Regions from separate parts of the Homo sapiens genome. Here regions 1 and 2 are each linked to region 3. Evidence: chromatin loops called from intact Hi-C (ENCODE). Cell type or tissue: PC-3. All regions are shown on one strand. Region 1 overlaps STXBP4 (syntaxin binding protein 4). Region 2 overlaps STXBP4 (syntaxin binding protein 4). Region 3 has its middle 26 kb from the start of HLF.

Region 1 (8,000 bases), 73 kb after region 3:
ATTGTGATACTTTCTTGGTATCATTAAACATTAGTAAACATTTTCTATCATGTTAGATACCATATTTTATTTAGACATTCCCCTGTTTTCAGGAATTTAGGCAATCATTTCTATTTTAAATCATGCTTTAATAAGCCTTTTAAGCATTTTTTTATTTTGGTCTAAACTTGGGGTCATTTGTGAGGATAAATTCACAGAAGAAGAAATTTTTAAGGCCTTTGATAGATGTTCCAAGACTGCTTTCCAGAATGTTTGTGGTGATTTATAGATGTCCTAAGAATATTTGAGGATATCTATGTCATGTACCTGCACTAACATAATTACTGTGTTTTAAAAATACTTTGGTTTTATTGTATCTTAAATAATTAATCAATAATTCTAAGGAAGCCTTATATCATAGGTGAGAAGGTTTGTTTGAAATTGGCAAGGAGCAAGGTACATGAGGGAGTTTGCATTGTCCACAGCCTTAAAGGTTCACTTCACACAGTAAATACTACAAAATTATCTGTCTTGGATTGTTTAGACATTCAATTGCTTGAATGTCCAGGGACAAACCACTTGATCTCTTCTAAGTATTTCATGTTAGGGTTTTTAGAAATAGCTTTTAACACAATTTTGATTGAAATAATTTTTCAGAAAGCCCATTTCACTTGTTAAGGCATTTCATCTTTAGCTGAATTTTAAGTATGCTATGAGATAAACCAGGAACAAGGAGACTTGATTCTCTATACCATATTTTATCGATTCTAAGACACACATTTTTCACATCTAAGCGTCTTTAGTATTTGGATGTATAATAGGCACTGCTAGCACTTTCAGATCCCTCTACCACTCTCATGCATGACAGCTCCCTGTGCTTTCACTCTCAACATTCAGCACCTGCACCTCTTTGTTGGACGGCTGTCCTCAGGCTACAGGAACATGCTTTGACTGCATTGCAGGCTGGAAGCACCTGGAAATTTACACCCACCCCCACCCCCACCCCCATTCAATAACTGATGGTGCAGAGGTATAAATACTCTGGGTTCTCTGGCCTCTGACTTGAACCTACTGTAGAACCTTTTTGTCTCTAGGGCTCTCCCGTGGGAGTGAACCAAAGTCATCTCCAGAATAGGCTTTGCTTGACATCACACTTTTTGTGGGTTTTTTTCCCCCTTTCCTTTGGATCGGTTCTATTTCTCTATTTCCCTATTACTTTTCACCCTTGGGCCACTTCCTAATTCACATAAATCCTTATGTCAGAGGAATTAAACATATTACAGGAAGTGTCTTACAATAATTGATGTCCTGCAGTTACTGTCAGCCAGGTGGTCATAGTGATATGGTTGTCTTTGCCTGTGCATGCATGAATTTGGTTGTTCTTTCCATGATATGACTGGACTGTTACTTCTTTACTTTTTGGTCAATAAACCATTTAAGGACTATTGAGAAGAGTATGAATCCTGATTGTTATCTAAAATTTTTCTATTAAGTCCTTTTGCCAAGATAAAAAATGTGCCAGCATCAGAGTTGTAGAATGGATGTCTAAGACAGGGAAAAAAATCTCAGAGACTGCAGTAGAATATTCCTTTAAGAAATGTTATTTATCCTGATGGCAGAGAGGGTGTTACCGTGAAAAATTGTGGTTTATGACAACTCTGATTCAAAAAAGAGATGCAGAAAGAGTTCAATTCTGAATGTACAGAGCTTTGTAAATATCATAATTAATATTTCATTCTCTTTTACACACATGATTTTTAAAAATCTATGCTGAAACAGTTCTCTTGTATTTACTTAAAGGCGTATAAGATAAAAATTCTAACTACTAAGTCATATTTTAAATCTTTTTTTCATTTTCAGTTACACACAAAATAATGATGGGTCTTATAACTGATGAAATACTAATTGGGAATATGGTACTTATAGAGACAGAAGAAATACAATCAATGAACAGTCTTAATTGGAAAAACTAAGGTAACTTCATAGACTTCTCACTTTCCATTTGTAGAGAGAGTTCTACTGGTAAATGAGGAACCACCAGTATTTGGTCATATTTTTGAAATTGTGTAGATTTTATTAAATATTTCTTATTCCTCCAATACGTGTGTGTGTGTGTGTGTGTGGTGTGTATATACACACAGATATATATATATACACACACACACACACACATATACTAAGTGTATGTGTGTGTATGTATGCATTCTATTTCCTTCAAATTTCCCTTATATCGAGTACTTTTATCAGAGAAGTAATCCATGCATTTAATTTGGTGCCAACTTCTTATTTTTGTGTGGTAATCACCAAAGAAAAATAAAAGCTGGCATTAGATTAAATGCATAGATTACTTCTCTGAATGATAAAACTGCCTAAAGAAATAGAATCTGCTCATAAACATCTTTTCATATTCCATTCCACAGAAATTTCTGACCTTACCTGTCTATATTACCTATTCCTATAAGGTAACTTTATTATCTACTCAATTTGTTTTGTCTTCCTGTTGTCTCTTCTCGTGTGTGCTGATGAAAGATGAATTTCTCCACTGTGAAACAGAACAGTCAAGCAATTCCAGTGGGGTTACTTATAGATGAGATAATTTCTGCAATTTCAGAGTTCTGTGGCAATACATAGCTCCCTTGTGCCAAATCAATTCTTCAGTAACATGATTAATTAACCCATAAGAACAGAAGTTTGCTGCTGCTCTGAAATGCACTAACCTTGTATTTTGGTTTCAGGCTTTATCTACCCTTCTATACCAAAATCATTCTGTGGTATTTCTTCAGAACCTTGGGCAAATCAACAATGTGTGAGTATGTGCTTTACAATCCTTTTACTGCGATCATACTGTGAGTTTTATGGCCCAACTTAAGTAGCATACACTTCCTTCTTCAGCAAAATCCATTATATTGTTCCCACATTAGTGGAACTAGTTAGTACAGACATGCTTACTTAAACCCCCACCTCATTTCCTTCTTAATTCAATCTTTGTTTCCCTGCCAGAAGCAGGAAACAGCTAAAAGAGTTTTTTATGTTAATGTTACATTTTAAATTTATTTTGTAAACTTTTATTAGATTTTACTGTGTCATGTCTTGCATGAGAAATAAAAAATAATATATGGACTCTGAGTCAGTAATAAAGGACTCACAGTCTACTAGGAGAGATGACACATGCCCTACTTTCCTATCCAAATTAATTACATATATAGTGTGATTGATACTTTATTAAAAGGTATGCAGCAATAGGGGACTGCGGTAGGATTTCAGAGTTGGAAGCCTTCCAGTTAACCTTCTCAGCCTCTAGGGTTTTAGAATAAAATACCCCAAAGCCAACAACAGATAAGAAACAACAGACCATCCTGGCCAGTATTCTGTTTTCCCATTTCCTTCCCACCTCCACCTGATTTACTCACCTAGCTACTGATGTTGAGTGGAACAGCCACAGTGAGAGAGACCACTTAGCTTTAACCAGAGTTCCGGTTTTCATTACCACATGGAGAAAGAGAAGGTAGAACCAGATTTCAAGCCTCTAAGACTCAGTAACCCAGCTCAGTAGATAAAAGTAAATTAGTAAATATAGTAACCAAATGAGTGTCCGGACAAACAGGCCAGCAACTCTCTTGAGGTGGAAGTTCTTGCTCTACCACTCCTGAGTGGGAAGTGGGGTTGGGCAGGTGTGTAAAAATGCAGGCATGGCATCCATAGAGTGCCAGCTCTGGGCATGGGGAAGGCAGCATGTGTCAAGGAGCTCTTCAAAGAAGAGGTAAAATGAGAGCAGAATCTTGATGTATGAGAAGAAATCTGATGCAGGAATGGGGCAAGAGAAGTTTCCTAGACAGAAAACAGTATATCTGAGCAACTGTTGGTGATAAGACATGAGGCTAGGGAGAAAGCCAGGGACTCAGATAGTAGAAGGTGCTAGGGAACTACTGAAGACTAGCAAGGGAGGAATAGAAGCAATTTTGTGTTATAGAAAGATAATTCTGACAGAAATGTGATGGGTAGATTGATGGGGACAGGTGTGGTGGAGAAGGAAGAAGCTATATCACCTGTGTTGAAAGCATCCAGGTAAGAAATGAGAAAGACTTGAAAAATAAATAAGCCATGTTTGCATGAAACAGAGAAAAGGGAATATATTTAAGAAATGTTCTAGGATGTATTCCTTTTTTTAATCCTAAACTCACCAATTAGGTAAATCGCTGCCTAAGGAAGAAGCAGAGACAGGACAAAAGTGTTACTTTAATGGAGCACTCTCTACAAAGAAACACCAGGAATAGGGAATAAATGGATCCTGAGCAACATTAATCTCAGGCAACTTGCAGTTCTTTCCTTTCCTTGGGGTCACTGCTAAACTCTGTGGGCTGTCTTAGTCCATTCAGGAGCTGCTATAACAAAATATCTCAGACTGGGTAATTTATAAACAATATAAATGTATTGTTCACAGCTCTGGAGGCTGGGAAGTGTACGATCAAGATGCCAGCAGATTTAGCTTCTGGTGAGGGCTTGCTCTCTGCTTCAAAGATGGCAACTTCTTGCTGCATCCTCACAAGGCAGAAGGGGCAAACAGGTTCCCTGAAGCCTCTTTCATAAGGGTCCTAATCCCATTCACCAGGATGGAGCCTCATGACCTAATCACCTCCTCAGAGCCGTACCTCTTAATACTGGTACCTTGGGGGTTAGGTTTCAATATATGAAATTAGGGGCTGGGCACAAACATCCAGACCACAGCAGAGGCTTATCTAGTGCTAAGGCACTCTGGGTTAAGATGGTCTAATGTTATTGTCCGAATTGATTTCCATTGAGAGAACATGTGGATTGAATGGAAAAGATCCTCATTCAGGTCCAGCAGGTGTTATTGCTACTCCTGTGATCCTTTTGGGTTCACAGAAATCAATCTAATCCTCCAATGTTGACCACATTGGGCTGGAGGAAGCTCACTGGCGTTGTCCAAGGTCCCACTGCCTAAACATACCACATAATCATTTCCATTCTAGGGGACAAATGTAATTGAGGTTTTGCTGCTCCCTGGAACTTGGTCCAGAAGGTTAAGCCCAGGTCCTTCTCTGTGCCCTACCAACATTTTTGTTCTTTTTTCTCCTTCTCACAGCCAGGAGAATTATTTCCTAGACAGTGAGTAAGAAAGCCTCATCTTCCTCATCATATGTGCTCTCAAATCTTTGACCTAAATCATAAATCCTTTCTAGTTCCCCAAGGAGCTAAATTTTTGAAATGCAAAAGAACATGCTTTTTTCTGCTTTCTGATATCACACTCTTTGTTAACGTAATGAACATTAAATGGTCCAGTAGTTCAAATATCTGATAAAGAATGCGGAGAAAGAAAATAAATGGAAAAAGTTTTGGTTAATTTCAATCGTATATCCTTTGCATAGAATACGAATTACACAAGGGCTAGAAACACATATATCTCACATTGTATCCCTACTACTCAGTGAAGTGTCTGGCCTCTAGTAGCTCTCGGTAAGTGTGTAAGTGAGTAAATGAATACAAGAAGACAAAATCCCTGCCCTCACGAAGCTGACTCCCATTATTACTCCCACTATTGAGGAAGATAACAAACAAAACAAGGTTAGGGCAAACTGATAAATAATGTAAAAGAAATAGGCCGGGCGCGGTGGCTCACGCCTGTAATCCCAGCACTTTGGGAGGCCGAGGCGGGTGGATCATGAGGTCAGGAGATCGAGACCATCCTGGCTAACAAGGTGAAACCCCGTCTCTACTAAAAATACAAAAAAAATTAGCCGGGCGCGGTGGCGGGCGCCTGTAGTCCCAGCTACTCGGGAGGCTGAGGCAGGAGAATGGCGTGAACCCGGGAAGCGGAGCTTGCAGTGAGCCGAGATTGCGCCGCTGCAGTCCGCAGTCCCGCCTGGGCGACAGAGCGAGACTCCGTCTCAAAAAAAAAAAAAAAAAAAAAAAGAAATAAACAGGGTAGAGTGATATAGAGAATAATTGGGTGATGGGGGAATGGAATGGGGGACAGAACTATTGATCTGATCGCCCTTTCCCTCAGAACAGTCCAACCCCCAAAAGTAAAAATTGAACTTTTGAAAAAAGTAGACAGAAACAGTATAAGTTTAAATGTTAAAAGTCATATCAAGAAAGCAAATACAGAATTGCAGTTAATATTTACAAAGTCATTATGCAGACACACTATTACATGTAGACAGTTGTAGTTAAAACACCTTGGGTATTTCATTTCTAAAGCGAAGCTCCACAGGCACATTCTGTTTAAGGTTCTTTTCATTCTCTCAAAAGTTATAAGCAATGGAGTGTGTAAGTTGTTTTAATAATAGTTCAGTTCTTTATGTACATTGTAAAAATGTCAAGCGTGTTGATTCTTCAAAAAGTTGCATTTCACTTAGCAGAGAAAATAAAAATGTCCCATTTCTCCCGAGAAAAAGGATAACATTTTCTAATTGTGCAAACACTTTATGAAAGTATCACTTGACTCTATATTTTGACAGCTGCTTTGCATTTATTATTGGAGAGGCTCTTCATACGGCATGTTCCTTTTTTTTCCTTTTCTAGTCAAGAGGTGTTAATATTATTTTGGAATTTTTCAAATTTAAGAGAGTGGTAAAGGGTTGCTCTTCAGGGGTTCTTAATAAACAACCCCCTAACTTCTTACCCCTTTAAGAGGTTGTTTAGGGGGAAAAAAAAGAAAGAAAAATGGTTTTAGACTATGAGCTCCTTGTTTTGAGAATCAGTACCATTTAGCCTCATAGCATGCAAATTTCACATTTTGCCTGGCATGTAGCAGGTGCTCAGGAAGTGTTTGCTGAGTTGAACTGGTTTGAGAAAAGGCAAGGGATTACTATCCTTATTATTCAGATAGGGAAAGTGAGGCCCAAAGAACTCGAAGATGCATTTGTATTGTGCTTGGTACTTTAGTGAACGTCTCACCCAAGTTAGCTCATTTGAAAGTTGGTCCTCGCAACCATTACATGTAAAGTAGGAAAAGAGAAGAGTAATGATGTGTTTGACATATAGTGAGTTAGTCACTACTTGACTTCCCTCTATACAGCAAGTCAGTCTCTGCTGCTAAAGGAAATCTAAAACCTAATGATTAAAAATCTCAGGTTCTTGGACTTGGTGGAAGGAAGGTTATTCTTCCAAGGACAAAAAAAAAAAAAAAACCCAGAAAATCTATAGGAACATTTGGACTAAAAAAAGTCCTATCATACATAAAAATAAGGCTCACATACACTATTGGTGGTAATGTAAGTTGGTCCTACTTTTATGGAGAATTTATGGATATGTACCAAAATTAAAATGAATGTAACTTTGACCTAGCTTTGATCAAGAAATTTATGAATGTATTCACACTATAGACATACTAGCACAAGAGTGCAAAGATACATGAGGAAAAGGATTTAATGAATATATAAATGTTCACTGTGACATTGTTAGCAATAAGAAAACTTAAAACATTTTAGTGTTCAATAAATTGCTGGCCACACAAATTATAGGTTATGTGGGTAGTGATATTTTATGTAGACATTTGAAATAAAAGATTAATCTATGTATTGACATGAAAAGATGACCACAACATAACATGTCAAAACCAAGCTGCTTAATAGTGTGATTTCCTTTGAGTAAAATCACTCACCACAGTATTAGTGACTGCTACCTCTGGAAAGTGAGACAGGCTATCTCTTACTTTATTCACTTCCAAAGTACTTGATTTTTTTTAAATAAAATAGATTAGTTTTAAAATTCAAAAATTAAGAAGCAGCTGTTTAGTCCTGGCCACACACAAACTCTTTTGTTGTTTTTTTTTTTTTAAATCAAGAGTAAGTGGAACCCAGGAAATGATTAGCAATTGTTCTACTTCACCACAGTGTTTAGCACAGTGCTTGTGACATTGTTGGTGCTCAATAAATATTTTGAGGGAATGAGTGAGTAAGGATGAGTCAACTTGGGCACTCTAGTAAAGTGAGACGGAAGGACATAAGAACATTCAGATTTTCTAACCCTAAAATCCAAGCCAGTGAGTCAATGAAGAC
Region 2 (8,000 bases), 180 kb after region 3:
AATTGGACACTTTCAGGGTTGATTTTGGGTAGTCTATGTTTTTTTACGGTGTTAATGAAATGAATGGTGTTTCAGTATGTATGCATGTGGGTTTGTATACACAGATGTATACATGTATTTTTAATTATTTTTGTTTAAACTGGAAACTATATACTAAGTACTACTCTGAATCCACACATCTTTACCCTCAATCTCATTTATCTTATTTTGTTGATTGCATCATTACAGCCTCTCAGTCACTAAACTACAAAGACTTGACTGTTGTTTCTCCTTATTACTGCACATTTTATGACTGTTAAATCTGGTGGACTTTATCCTCATGGTGTCTTCTGCATAGACCTTTTTGGTATATTACTATTATGATTACCCAGTTAAATCCTCCATTGCCTATTTTCTGGACAAGAGCTTCTCAAATTTTAAGGTGTAAACAAATCACCTGAAGACTTGTTAAGTGTAGATTCTGATTCTATAGATCTGGGATGAGACCTAAGACTGCATTTCTAAGTTCCTGATTGCTGATATTTCTCCTGTTGCTGACCACTCTGAGTAGAAAGGATGTAGAGTTCTAGATCAGCATTGTCCAATCACAGTAGCCACTACTTATATGTGGCTACTGAGCACCTGAAATATAGCTAGTTGACTGAGGAACCAAATTTTTAATTTAATTATAATTATTTTGTATTTAAGTTTAAAAACTCAAGAAATGTAAACTATTTTTTCACAAAACAAGACTTTACTGTTTTGGTAGAACTCTAACTCACTGTAATCACTGCATCATTTAAGATATTATTGTTGAACTGTAATGTCTGTGTCAGGCACATGAGTCAGTTGAGTAGTATACATAAACACGTAACTGATGTGGCCAGTGTCAAAAAATTAATTAATTATAAATCCTTTTTTACACACCAATATGTACACACAGTAGGCTTATCTGAATATTTTATGCAATCAGCCTGAGTTACAATGATACCTAGGTAAATCATATTAGTAATTAAATTAAAATACTTATTTTTATTAGGCTATATTTATTTTTTGTATTTAGTAAAAATTTGTCCATAAAATAAGTATGGACAAAATTAAATTTAAATTAAATGTAAAGTGAAGACATACTACTGATGCAGAATAAAATGGAGATAAATTAGCTAGTAATATTACTGGAACAATGCAATTGCAATTTGCAAAAAGTGTGTTTACTGTAGAAGAAAATTTTGAAATATATATAAAGTGAGCAATATTAATAGCCATTTTTGCAAATTAATGGTGAATTTGATAAGAAGTTTCGTATTAGCAGTTAAAAAAATAAATAAATAAAATTAGTCACCAGAAGTAAATGTCCAACATTTGTAACTATAAAATGGCTAGAATTTTTGCACAAAAAAGAAAACCATTTTTAGATTGAGATAGTAATTTCAGTTATGATAAAAATACTGGGAAACGTATTTCATAAAAAATGGAGGATATTCAATTAAGTAATAAAACAAATGCCCATCGACTATAAGAACTTTCTAAGAATATCAACGATCAATTGATTAAAATAGCTTTCAGTGGGCCATATCATGCAAGAGACACTACCAAATTCATCCTTCAGGCATGTACTGCCTCAAAGGGTGTCCAAACTTATGATAAAATGTTGATTTGCAGCCTAAAAAAATCAAACTTGCAGTGTAGATATTTTTAACCCTTTTACATCTGTCAAAAAAGTTTCAGGTAGATAATAAAAAACAAGTTTTCATCATGATAAATGGTGCTCCAGCTATGTTGCATCGAAAATTTAAATGTATTAACCCCATCAAAAAGTGGGTGAAGGATATGAACAGACACTTCTCAAAAGAAGGCATTTATGCGGCCAAGAAACATATGAAAAAAGCTCATCATCACTGGTCATCAGAGAAACGCAAATCAAAACCACAATGAGATACCATCTCATGCCAGTTAGAATGGCGATCATGAAAAAGTCAGGAAACACAGATGCTGGAGAGGATGTAGAGAAATAGGAATGCTTTTACGCTGTTGGTGGGAGTGTAAATTAGTTCAACCATTGTGGAAGACAGTGTGGCGATTCCTCAAGGATCTAGAACCAGAAATACCATTTGACCCAGCAATCCTCTTACTGGGTATATACCCAAAGGATTATAAATCATTCTACTATAAAGACACATGCACAAGTACGTTTATTGTGGCACTGTTCACAATGGCAAAGACTTGGAACCAACCCAAATGCCCATCAATGATAGACTGGATGAAGAAAATGTGGCATATATACATCATGGAATTCTATGCAGCCATAAAAAAGAAAAGACTTCATGTCCTTTGCAGATACATGGATGAAGCTGGAAACCATCATTCTCAGCAAACTAACACAGGAACAGAAAACCAAATACTGCATATTCTCACTCTTAAGTGAGAGTTGAACAATGAGAACACATGTACACAGGGAGGGGAACATCACACACTGGGGCCTGTCGGGCGGTGGAGCAAGGGGAGGGAGAGCATAAAGATAATACCTACTGCATGCAAGGCTTAAAACCTAGATGTCGGGTTGATAGGTGCAGCAAACCACCATGGGATATGTATACCTATGTAATAAACCTGCACGTTCTGCACATGTATCCCAGAACTCAAAGTAAAATTAGAAACAACAACAACAACCAAATTTGAATGTATTGACATTTTCAAAGAAGAAAGAGGCTGCTTTATTGTTTTATTCCACTGTATGATACATATTGAAAATATTTGTGCTTAGTTTTCTCAAGCTGATTTTATGAAAAGCATCATAGATACAGTTGCTAACACTGTTTAGTATACGCACGTAAATTGAGTCATCAGTAGTTTATAAAACTGTTAAAAGAAAAAAGGAGGACAATACATTTTCTGATGCTATGTTATTTGCCAATACTTCTTGGCTGAGTTATGAAAGAGATTTACGAAGATTTTCTGTACTTTTAACTCCAATTAAAGGTTTTCTTAAACAAAAGGAAGGTGCATCTATTATTCAGTAACCAGACAAAAGAAAATGGCAGTGTGATTTACATTTTCTCACTAATATCAGTGCATGTAAATGAGTTAAACTACAAACTACAAGGAAAAGGAAAGTTTATGAAGCTAGATAAGTATAAGAGTTTATAGTGAAATTGAACTTTTTCATAATATAAATAAAAAATAATGACTTTACCTATTTTTCTACTATAAGCTAATATGCAGATCTTAATTATTGATAGTGTTACATAAATTGGCTATGAAAACTGAAAAAATTTTGAAGTATGCTTTCTTCATACTGCTAAATTTAGAGTTGCTTTTGTTATTTGTAATACTCCTTGAATTTGATGCTAATATTTTTTGTAGAGTCGGGGGTTCTCCATGCTGCCCAGGCTGGAATGGAACTGCTGGGCTCAAGCGATCTGCCTGCCTTGGCAGATCTCCCAAAGTTTTGAGATTACAGGCATTAGCCACTGGGCTTGGCCAGTTTTTTTGTTTGTTTTTGAGACAGGTTCTTCCTCTGTTGCCCAGGCTGGAGTGCAGCGGCATGATCATAATTCACTGCAGCCTCCATCTCACAGGCTTGAATTTTATGCTAATAATACTGAGCTGACAAGAATTAGTGACGGTACTTAACAGATGTAGCTTTGAAAAGATCTTGCTTAAAAACAAATTCTTCTTAGAAAATAAAATAGTTTTGTTAGTGTGGATGTAAACATTAAAAGAAAAAGATTTTTGGTATTCAATTCAGTCATTAGAAACTTTTAAAATAAGTTTGGAACAATTTGAGTATGTGAATTTACTTTTTCAACTGTAAATTTTATTAAATCTAAGCACAGATCCAGTATTTCCAATGAAAATTCAGTGTAAAAATTGAGATGTGCTCTAAATTTTAAAAACACTAGATTTCAAAGATACAGTATAAAAAAGTAAAAATATCTCATAATGAATTTTAAAAATATTACTGCATGCTAAAGTAATATTTTAGATAAATCCAACTAAATAAAATATATTAAAATTAACGTTACCTGTTTCTTTTTCCTTTTTTAAAAATGTAGCTCTTAGAAAATATAGCAATATATTGTGGCTTTCATTATATTTCTAAGGGACATTGCTGTTCTAGACTATTACAACAGCCTTTTATCTGATCTTCGGTTACTTCCCAACTTGCTGTCAGTTTAACCTTAAAGTATATCCTCCATTTATCCCTTTATCCATTCACCAAATGTTTGAGTACCTAATAACAGCTATTGTTGTAAGATAAATCAGAGAACAAATCCAAGATAGCTGTCTTCATGAAGCTTACCCTCCAGTTGGGGGACACAGATAAAGAGCAAAACATAAGTAAATTATTTAAGATGTAAGATAGTAATAGTTATACTAAAAGAAACTCCTCCACACACAGTAAGGGTCAGAGGAAAGATGGTGCAAAGAGACCAGATGAGCTGGAGAATGAGTAAAGGGGTGGAGGGGAGAAGTGTGGAAAGAGCTGAGGTACTTTAAAAGGAGTGTTAGGATGGGGAAAGGACAGCAGGTCATGTAGGCCCTCATAGGCTTTAACAGTTACTTGGAGGTTTCTACTTGCAGCATTTCTGCCTTACTTTGACTGAGATGGAAAGTCCTGGAGAGTTCTAAGTGCAGTTTTAAAACAATATTTCTGGCTGCTTTGTTCAGATTAGACAGTATGGGAGTGAGGCAGGGTAAAAGTAGCGTGATCTGGTAGGAAGCTATAATAGCAACACAGGTGGGACCTGATGGCGGCTTAGACCACTGATGGAAGTGGTGAAAAGTGGCAAAATTCTGTGATTTCTAAAAAGTAGGCCCAACAAGTTGGTTATGGAGTATGAAAGAAAGAGTGGGGTCAGATTATACGTGGAGACAGTTGTTCATTTTTCTCTCCTTGTCAAATATTTTAAATGGCAGTCCTCTAAGATCTTAGGCTGGTATTCAACTGCTTATATGTGTAGGCCCCAACACACCCACCCAAATGTCATTTCCTAACAGCTTCATCTTTCCGTGTTTCCCTTATGTTCCTGGGCCTTTGATAGTGATGTTGATAAAAGAATACATGTCAAAACTAGTATTCAAAATTAGATTCCTGACAGGTTTAGGCTCTTAAATTCTCAAGTCCTATGAAAAAATTGTAAGGTAGGTACTATTAACACTTTTTCAGACATGAAGACAGAAATATATTAACAAATAACTTAAAGTTAGCATAGAAAAGGTTTATTTTGACCACAAACACAAGCAAATTTCCCCTTTTATGCCATGATTTTCATGCTGTTTTCTCAGCCTGAAATGCTCTGCCTTTCTGTGTCTGGGTCAGCTCACGTGCCACCTTATCTATGAAAAGTCCCCTTATGCCCTCAGTTAAAATTACATTTTCCTCCTCTTTATTAAATAGTTAATACAAATCATTTCCACCTCTTAATATTTTTTCTTCTATTATTTGTAATATTTGTTGAGTGGTATGTGCTATACACATTATCATCTATGTGTATTATCTTAATACCTCTAATGTTATTGTGAAGGATCCCATTATCAAACCCATTTTGCAGATGAGGAAGCTGAGACCCATAAAGGTGAAGTAGTTTGACAAAGGTCAAAAGCTAGCAAGGAGCAGGGTCAGGGTATAAACCAAAGGTATAACTCCAAACCCCATTATCTACTGCACTTATCCTTAGGCCAATTCACTGTGTTTTTGTTTTTGTTTTGTTTTTGAGATGAAATATCACTCTATTACCCAGGCTGGAGTGCAGTGTAGTCTCAGCTCACTGCAGCCTCCACCTCCCAAGTTAAAGTGATTCTTGTGCCTCAGCCTTCCGAGTAGCTGGGATGACAGGCATGTGCTACCATGCCCAGCGAATTTTTTTGTATTTTTAGTAGAGATGGGGTTTCACCATGTTGGCCAGGCTGGTTTTGAACTTCTGGCCTCAAGTGATCCACCCACCTTGGCCTTCCAAAGTGCTGGGATTATAGGCGTGAGCCACTGTGTTTGGCCAATTCACTGTGAACCATATAAGATTCTCTCTTTTGTTTATATATTTTTTCATATATTCATTTTTTTGTCTTATTAAATTCTAATACAAATTAGCCTTAGATTACTTATTCATGCAGACATGACCTTTCTTAATAACAGAAACTAATCCTTTCACAGAAATAAATACAGGAGGGCCTCATGTGGAAAAAGTAGGTACTGCTAGAAAAAGAAAAAAACTGCTATTTTTCCTTAGATTCACATCTTACATCAGCCTTTAATACAATTATTATTTTATCAATCATGGCTGATATTCTAAAGTTTATATATTCCAAGCCTTTAGGAGAAAAGAAAAATGTAAAGTTAGGAGAAAAATCCCCTAATTTATCCTACATATAAAAACTAACAAGAAAGATTTGTAAATGTCCATTTTCAGGATGCAAACGCTAAAATGTAAAAAGATCTGGCCATATAAACTCATGGAGGTATAAAAGATACAGAATGAAAAGCACTAAAAAGTCATATCAATTAAAGTACAAAAATATTTAATAAAATGAGGGTCCGAAAATTGGCCCGAAAATAGAGGACTTTAAAAAAACTTGACTTTGGAAATAATTTCAAATATTCAGTTGAGCTGCAAGAATAGTATAAAGAATATCCTCATATCCTTTACCCAGATTTACCTAATTCCCCAGGTTCATCCTTTTGCCAACATGTTCATGAGTGAGAAACAATATATTCTTGTAAGCCACTGATAGTAAGTGGTTGTGGCTGAGATTTTGCATGTTCTCAATCTCGCTCACATATTTATTCATATATGTAATATTTATACACAATGCAATTACATATATGTGTATAAATAACACACATGTATATATAAATATACATGCACTTTTTTAACCATCTGAGGGTAAGTTATATATATCATGGTCCTTTATCCCTAAAAACTCCAATATTTCCTATGAATAAGGATATTTTCTTATATAACCACATATTTCCTAAGAATAAGGATATTCTTTTATATAACCACAGTACAGTTAACAAATTTAGGAATTTTAACATCAATTCAATGCTTTAATCTACCATCTGTATTCCAATTTTGTCAACTGACCCAATAATATCCTTTATAGCATTTTTCCCATTCCGGTAGAGGATCCAGTCTGGAGTCAGATGCTGTATTTAGTTTTCACGTCTCTTTAGCATCTTTTAACCTGTAAACTTTTATTACCTTTTTTTTTTTTAAGAAAATAGCATTGACATTTCTAAAGAATACAACCCACACACACACACACACACACACACACACACACACGTCATACACGTCTTTTTTTTTTTTTTTTTTTAAACAAAACTTTCTCTCATTTTGAGCTTGCCTGACATCTCTTCATGGTTAGATTCAGGTTACACATTCTCGCCCAGAAAATTACACAGGTGATGTTGTAGTCATTTTTTGGGCATCATATTTGGAGTCACACAATGCCCAAATGTTCTTCATTGGTGATATCAACATTTAGCACATTTAGCAACATTTAGTCAAGGTGTTTTCTGATTTCTCCACTGTATAACTGCTATTTTACCCCCTTGCAATTAATAAGCAGTTTGTAGAGAGATACTTTAAAACCATGTAAATATTCTGCTCTTCATCAAAATTTTTCCCTAAATTTAGCATTGAATGATTTGTGCCTGATCAAGTCTTTATTAAAATAGATATAAAATACTGATTTCCAAATCTAGCAGCTTCTCTGCAATTACCAGTCAGTATTCAACATCCTACTATAGGCAAAAGTACTCCTTTCTCCCTATTAATTAATTAATCAATTTACGAATGATACCGTGAATTACGATTTCTTCTATAGTCTGCAATACATTACTGTACTAAATTATTTTGGTACTCAAGTTCTTCCATATTTGGCCAGTGGAAGCCCCTTCAAGCTAGTTCCTGTGATATGCCCCTGTCATTTTGAGCACGTCCTTATTTTCTGGCATATTAAGATATTCCAGGCTTATATTTTACTTACCCTTCCTCATTTCTGAAATTTGTCATTTC
Region 3 (8,000 bases):
GGTCTCGGCTCAATGCAACCTCTGCCTCCCAGATTCAATCAGTTCTCGTGCCTCAGCCTCCCAGGTAGCTGGGATTACAGGCATGTGCCACCACGCCCAGCTAAGTTTTGTATTTTTAGTAGAGACAGGGTTTCACTACGTTGACCAGGCTGGTCTCGAACTCCTGACCTCAGGTGATCCGCCCACCTTTGCCTGCCAAATTGCTGAGATTACAGGCGTGAGCCACCATGCCTGGCCTCAGTTTTTACTAGCAAAGAAATCAAAATACTTTTTTTTCCAATCAATCATATGGTGAATAGATGGACACAACATTGGAAATCATGGAGTCCAACTGTCTTATTTTACATTAAGAGAAACTGAGCCCAAAGTGGGGAAGTGACTTCTATGTCACACAGCTTTTTCCTGCAGTACAAACCATTCAATTCAATGGCCAACCTCAGAATGCAAACCAAGCTTTCTATTTGTTTTTGGAGCCTTGCCTCACTGAAATTAGAAAGAACACAGAAACAGCTGTTCAACCATGTCCAGAAATGAGATTCCATTCTTCAGTAAAGCACCAAAACTTTAGCTAAGAATTGTTAACGGAGAAAAAAAAGATCAGCCTGAAACAGATTCTTCAGCAAAGTTGCCCATCCTCACGGAGGCTCACAAAGAGTTAAATAACCAAAGTTATCTTTATATTAGCTTTCCTGTCATCAATGTGAATTGTCCTTCCAGGACAGATATTTGAGAGTGGGCTTAGCCAAATCTTTATTACATGCTGTTTTTCTGGATCTGTTCTCAGAGAGGAGCTTTCGTATTCTCAATCTCTCTTCCTTTCCTAGCCCCTAAACAAAAACTTGGAGAACAGCATTTGTATCAAGGTAAAGATCTGGTATCAAATAATCCATATGATATTATTAATGCCTTTTTGGATGTTATCGACCAAATTGTGTCCCCTCCCCTGCCCCATTCATATGTTGAAGTCCTAGCTCCCAGTACTCAGAATGTGGCTATATTTGGAAATAAGGTCATTGAAGAGATACTTTAGTTAAAATGAGGTCATTGGGGTAGGCCCTAATCCAACATGACTGGTATCCTCACAAGAAAAGGAAATTAGGACAAAGACACATGAAGAGGGAAGACCATGTGAAGAAACAGGAAGAAGATGGCTGTCTACAAGGCCAGGAGAGACTAAGAAGAAACCTACCCTGCTGACACATTGATCTTGGACTTCTAGCCTCCAGAACTGTAAGACTATAAATTTCTGTTTAAACCACCCAGTCAGTGGTATTTTGTTATGTCAGCTCTAGCAAACTAATACATTGGATGTTTTATTCATTTGTTACGGATGTGAAATTTAATTCCATTCTTTAACAAGTGCATGCTCAAAATGGAGTGTCTGTGTCATCATTTTGACCCTTTAGTTAAAATGAAAACCTGGGCTAGGTGTGCTGGCACATGCCTGTAATCCCAGCATTTTGGGAGGCCAAGGTGGGTGAACTGTTTGAGCCCAGGAGTTCAAGACCCACTTGGGCAACATGGCAAAACTCCATCTCTACAAAAAAACTTAGCTGTGTGTGGTGGTACATGCCTGTAGTCCCAGCTACTTGGGAGGCTGGGGTGGGAGGATTGCTTTAGCCTGGGAGGTCAAGGCTGCAGTGAGCCGAGATCATGCCATTTCACTCTATCCTGGGTGACAGAGTGACACCCTGTCTAAAAATAAATAAATAAAATAAAATGAAGACCTAGACATTGGTATCAGGATGTCTGCATTGACAAACACCTGAAAACCCAATTCTAATAATTAAGGTAACAAATGGGATGCATTTAGCTCAAACAGCTCAAAGGTCAAGAGGGAGTACAGGCTTCAAGTGTAGTTTGATCAGGGTGTAGCTTCCTCTGCTTCTCCCTGTTTATCAGGTGTGTGGTTGGGTTGGATCCTCTCGAGGTGGAAAGAGGGCATCAGTAGTTATACCTGCTCTTCCATTCCTGTCCAAGGAGAAAGGATGGCATCGAGTAACTATAACAAGTCCAGGCTTTCCTCTGATTGAACCAGTCATTGTTACACTAATAATAACAACAGTAACAACAACTAATACTTCATGTACTCTTAATATATGTCAGGCACTCTTCTAAGTGCATCTGCTGCAGGAACTCTTTCAATCCTCATAAAAAGAGGAATGGTGGAAACAAACTAAATGTCTATCAACAGATGAATGCATAAAGCAAATATGGTATAGACATACAATGGAATTCTATTCAACCATAATAAGAAGGCAATTCTGCAATATAAAATGAGATAGATGAACCTTGCATACGTTATGCTAAGTGAAATAAGCCAGTCACAGAAAGACAAACACTGCATGATTCCACTTATCTGAGGAACTCAAAATAGTCAAATTCAAAGACTCAAAAAGTGGAAAGGTGGTTTCCAGGGGCTGGGGAGGGGACAAAATGGGGAGTTACCAATTAGTGGGCATAAAGTTTCAGTCAAGCAAGATGAATAAGTTCTAGAGATCTGCCGTACAACATTGCACCTATAATCAACAATAATGTTTCACACTTAAAAAATTTTAGAAGGGTAGATCTCATGTTAAATGTTATTATAATAAAATTTTAAAGGCAAATAAATAAACAGAAAACCCAAACGAAACGAAACAAAAAACAATGGGACCACCCTGATTTGTTAATTTGGTCAAGCCCAACCCCTGAACTGAGAGAGGAGGTAAGGCCCCCCACCAGCTGAAATTATAAGACTGATACACAAGGTGAAGGATAGATATTAGGAAAATAACCGCAGTATGAACTACAACCATGTGTTTGAAAAGTTATAACTCTGTTCCATGCTTCAGATTTCCTTAGTGATCTAGCTTAATACAGGCAAAACCAAGATACGTTCTCCTTTCATTGTCCACATTACTTACATTACCTTTCGTCACAAATGTTCTAATGTCACAGTATTGTTTTCTTCTTGCAGATACAGATGCCAACAGAAATTGAGTTAGGAAGCTTGCAGGCTTCCAGAAATTCATCAACACCTGATCAGCTTTTCTGCTGCAAGTTAAAGTGACCTCTGAAGAGGTCAAACCCTAGGTCCCTTTGATTCTGCTACTGTTCTGACATTTGCAGAGGGGTGTGAAAACCTCTTTGCTTGTTCTGGCTTGTGTGAGCTGCTTTATCTCTTACCCTAGACGTACAGTAAGAAAAGAGCAATCAGAGACAGGCATTTGGTGAGGCTTTAGTTTGTCCCACTTTCACTCCTGCCCCCACCTCCCACCTTGTCCATGTTAGGTGTTCCCTGTAAGAATGAAATGTACTGATCCGATATTTTCCCATTTTTAAACTTGAATTCAATTAGACTTTTGTCATGGGTCATATAAAGCAGAAATGCATGTGTATTATGATTTCTGGCATATTCTAATGAATCAAGTGTTAATGTCATAAGGCTTCATTGATTTGAAATAACGGGCAATTTACTGACTGAAGGCTAAATATTGGTACAAATGAGTACAACATATTTTTGAAAATAATTTGGCAATACTTTATCAAAAGTTACAAAATATTTGTGTCTTTTATATAGCAATCCCACTCCTAGGGGTTATTAAAAGTGGAGGGGGGAAGCCTCATGCACAACAATGTTCATTCAAGACTGTCTTAGAATAATATAAATGTAAACAATACATATTCTAACCATATGCATGACTAAGACAATTATAGTAAAAACTTCTTAGAGGAAAATATTATGTAACTATTAGTTATTCCCTTTGTTTGGAACACTTTCCACCCCCTCTGCCTTATTTCTCTGCCAGCTAACTCCCACTTAGTCTTCAAGACTCAGGGTACCCACCACTGTGCTTATATAACACCTGGGCACACCTCTATTAAAACATGTATAGCCCACTGCATTGTAACCCATGATTTTGCCTGTTAGTGCCCTCCACTGGATTGCAACTCACTGAGGCAGAGTCTGTCATTTGTGCAACAAGTTAAAAATCAGAAAGCAATGGGGCAATAAATAAAATTATTTCTGATATATAGAATTTAGCTTCAGCTAATTCAGACCTGCCTTCGTTCCCTGCTCCCAACCCCCTCCAGCCTCCAGCAGCAGCAGCAGCAGCAGCAGCAGCAGCAGCGCCCCTGAAGTCTCTTGTGGAAGGTGAGAAATCTACCGATAAGCTTTCTAGTAGGAGTGTCTTTGGGGAGGGAGTGAGTGGGAGATTAGAAATGGGGCCGGTGGAATATTCCTGCAAAACTCCAGGAACCATTAGCATTCCACTTCTTCTTACAAAGATTGTTTTCATGTCTGAGTTGCCCTATATAGTGCAGAAATTGAGAATGCAAACGTGCAAACGATCGGTGTGATCTACTGAAAGGCGATGCGCGTTCCCTTCTTGCAGGCAGAACTGCCTTAGGAAGCATGAAAGTGGACGCAGCCCGGTGCCAGGTGTCAGCGATTTGAGCTCGCTTCCGGGCCCCATTCATTTCCAGCCCGGCTCCCAGATACTTCCCGAGGCGCTCCCTTTTGCCCGCCCGACTTCTGAGCGGAGCGCTCGGGTGTGAGGAGAACCGGCAAATCCTCGCGGGCGCTGGGCGCTCGCGGAGCCGCCCGCGCCCAGCCCCGTCACGTTGGCTGCCGAGCGCATCCCGGCTGCGCCCCGGCGGGGAGGCGCCGAGGGTAGCTAAGGGGAGCAGGTCACGTGAGAGGAGGAGTCTGACCTACTTTCCAGGCGGTAGGCGCATGCGCACTTCCCATCTGCGCTCCGGCCGGGAGGCTCACGTGGAATCGCACGTGCCTGGTCCTGCAGCTAGGGGCTCCTGGCCCGGGGCGCGCAGGGGCGGGTCCGCGGTGGGACCCGCGGAGAGGGGCGCGGCGGGGCGGAGCGCTTGGAGACTCAGTCTGCGGGTCCCGCAATCATCATCCGTGACAACCACAGCCTCTGGAGAGCTGCTTAGGCTCCCTGCGGGGCTTCCCACGAATTCATCACATTCAACATTCGTGAATTCAGAAATTAAGACAAAGACTGCACCTCTGCCCTGTAAATCACTAGTTCCGCAACTCAGAATTTATCCTGCAAATGGGCTTCTGCTCCTGCGAAGTGAAGTCCCTGCAAGGATAATCATTACATCATTGTTGGACATCACAAACGGCCAGAAACAGTCAAAATGTCCAACGATAACACCGGTTAAATTCATAGAAACGTAAATTATGGTTGGGCCACACTTGAAGTTGTCTGCAGCTCTTAAAAACAAATAGACTCTGCTCTCTAGACACTGATATGGAAAGACCTTCAAGATACATTATGTGATTTGTAAAAAAAAATGATGCAGAACAGTGTCTGGGATGCTGACATTTGTGAGGAAAAAAATTATATATGTATATATGTTATGATCAGACTAGTTCTGGAAAAATATATTGGATGACTGGGGGTGGGGGTCAGGGAAGACGCGAGACTCCATACTTATGTAACTTTTAAATTTTGTACCATGGATGATTAATCTTTTTTTTTTTTTTTCCAAATAACATTTAAAAACAGTTATTTAGCACTTACCCTGTGCTGGGCACCAGCTTTTATGTAAATCATTTCCTCCTAGAAAGTTTGTCATGTACAGTATCTGCCGCATTTCCTGTTCTGTTCAGCTTGAATCTTAATGTCTTAAGCTTTCTGATACACAGTTGAGACGTTTTTTAAAATCCCGATATGAACAACCGAAGCCCTCCACATCTTTAAGATTCTTTTCAAGTTCTGTCTCTTGAGGGAAAGTATCTTAACCAAGAGGCTCTCAGCAACAAATACTTGCATAATAAAGCTGACACAGCAGTTTCACATATGTGATTAGCTTTTACTCTCCCGATTGTGAGTTTGTAGTGCAGATATTATTATCACTGTGGTTAGTACATATGTGCCGGTTATATTCGGTTGCAAGTTAACTAAAAGTCCAACTCTAAGTGGCTTGAACGGTAAAGCTCATTTAACTTCAGATTGGATGTTGGATTTCAGGGATACATCGATTTGCCTGCTAAACAATGCCATCAGGAACTTGTTTCTTTCTAATCTTCTGCCAAGGTTTCCATAGTGTCAGCTTCATCTAAAGCTTTGGGAGGCCGGGAGCGGTTGCTCACGCCTGTAATCCTAGCACTTAGGGAGCCTGAGGCGGGCAGACTGCCTGAGCTCAGGAGTTCGAGACCAGCCTGGGCAACATGGTGTAACTCCGTCTCTACTAAAAAATACAAAAATTAGCCAGGCGTGGTGGCTCACGCCTGCAGTCCCGGCTACTCAGGAGGCTGAGGCACGAAAATCACTTGAGCCTGGGAGGCGGAGGTTGCAGTGAGCTGAGATCCCAACTGCACTCCAGCCTTGGGGATAGTGTGAGAACCTGCCTCAAAAAGAAAAAAAAAAAAAAAAAAAAAGTAAAGCTTTGGGAAAGTCTCATTTAGTAAAAGTGCTTCTTCCCAGAAGCAGCAAGTAAACATCCTCCCTATACTCTTGGCCTCAAGTTGGGGCAAGTGCCCACACTTGAACTAGTAACAATAGCAGGAGAAGGAATTATGCCAATTCGTTTGTGTTACTCTATTAGTCCATGTGCTTTGAGGGGAGCTAAAGAAAAAAAAAAAAAAGACAGCCTATGGATGGTGTGAAGTGACCACAATGCCTCTTAATCATTACTGTCACTCCCACCGCTATTATTTCCCTCTTTCTGGTGTGGCAAACTGGATGAAGTGATAGCTCTTGACTTCCTGAAGATTATGTAGGCAGTATACTTGCATTTTCCCTCTACTGTATACCTTCCCAGTGATGGAGTAAGAGCATGAACACATCAGAAAAGTCTATCTCCAATCTAGCAAAACTACTTGAGTTATAATGAGAAATCAGTGATACCATTATGGCAGAATTATATACAAGGAAGTGTGCAAACACCACATTTACGTTCTATCTCTTCATCTACCCATCGAATAAGTATCAAAAACTTCTACTGTCTGTGGAAGCATAAAGGCTCATACAGAAAAAACAGCAGATATTCATGACCAAGCCCCTGAACTCAGAGGGAAGACAATCAAGTTAGGCAGGCAAGATAAATACTTGGGAAACGCTGAAATAATGATATGAGACAGCATGCAATTAAATGTCTACGTGGATGATAATACAGTGTGGCAGATGTTGAGAGCAGAGGCAGGGATTGGTTGAAAAAAAATATAGCAAATAGGAGTGGGCCTTGAAGGATTGCTAAGGTAAGATACAATAAGCACCGGAGAAGGGAAAGGCTGTATAGATAGTTGGACAGTATGAGCCAAATAGTACAGGTGGAGGCTAGGCGTGGTGGCTCATGCCTGTAATCCCAGCACTTTGGGAGGCCAAGGTGGGTGGAATCAGGAGGTCAGGAGTTGGAGACCAGCCTGGCCAACATGGTGAAACCCCATCTCTACTAAAAATACAAAAATTAGCTGGGCATGGTGGCGTGCACCTGTAATCTCAGCTCCTCGAGGAGGCTGAGGCAGGAGAATTGCTTGAACCAGGGAGGCGGAGGTTGCAGTGAGCCAAGACCGCACCACTTCACTCCAGCCTGGGTGACAGAGCAAGACTCCATCTCGGGGGGTGGGGAGTGGGGGAAGAGTACAGGTGGAAATGAATTGGGTGTTCTCAAGATTAGAGAAAAGACCTATTGGCATGGTGGTGGGGGGGGACGGGTGTTTGTGTTGGAGGAGCGAGAAGTGATGCTGAAAATGTAAGAAACCAGGTGCCCCAGGCCCCACCACCCTGTGGATATAGATGCGTTGTAAGTATTTAAATTGCTCTGACTCTATTTCCACCTGCTCGTTGTTTCCAAGTCTCAACCAGTTAGAGAATACCCGAGGGTCTTTCACATGTGTTCACAGATCAGTCAGCCAGTTACTGTCACCCCACAGCATCTGCCGTGCTCTCCCTCTCCTGTTCTGCTCCCCCTAACTTCACCCTTTCCTAGAAAAGCAGGATGGAGGATGTCTCACCACCACTCGGCTAGTTATATGAGAGGAGGGGGGA

The links. Hi-C counts contacts between places; a loop is a spot of excess contacts. Peaks named below come from ENCODE experiments on the same cell type or tissue, not always from the same donor. Only the 100,000 strongest peaks of a DNase experiment are listed, where the experiment ranks them.
Region 1: it touches region 3 in a loop (3-fold over the local background); 4 of 110 quality-filtered maps call a loop at or near these places.
Region 2: it touches region 3 in a loop (5-fold over the local background); 6 of 110 quality-filtered maps call a loop at or near these places.

Annotation. Positions count from the first base shown.
Region 1 is chr17:55,162,349-55,170,348 of GRCh38, reverse strand. It overlaps STXBP4 (syntaxin binding protein 4), which reads right to left. Exons shown (of 18, transcript NM_178509.6): 18 at 1-8,000. Among named protein-coding and RNA genes, the nearest start is that of HLF, 99 kb to the left of the region's middle. In PC-3, no CTCF peak of the experiment used is centred here; no DNase peak of the experiment used is centred here; H3K27ac peaks cover 2,520 bases.
Region 2 is chr17:55,052,182-55,060,181 of GRCh38, reverse strand. All of the region lies in intron 12 of STXBP4 (syntaxin binding protein 4), which reads right to left. Among named protein-coding and RNA genes, the nearest start is that of STXBP4, 87 kb to the right of the region's middle. In PC-3, a CTCF peak has its summit at 6,162; a DNase peak (open chromatin) is centred at 3,461; H3K27ac peaks cover 1,770 bases.
Region 3 is chr17:55,235,162-55,243,161 of GRCh38, reverse strand. No RefSeq gene overlaps it. Among named protein-coding and RNA genes, the nearest start is that of HLF, 26 kb to the left of the region's middle. RefSeq lists a silencer at 4,490-4,959. In PC-3, CTCF peaks have their summits at 3,920 (motif pointing left) and 4,126; a DNase peak (open chromatin) is centred at 4,661; H3K4me3 peaks cover 1,313 bases.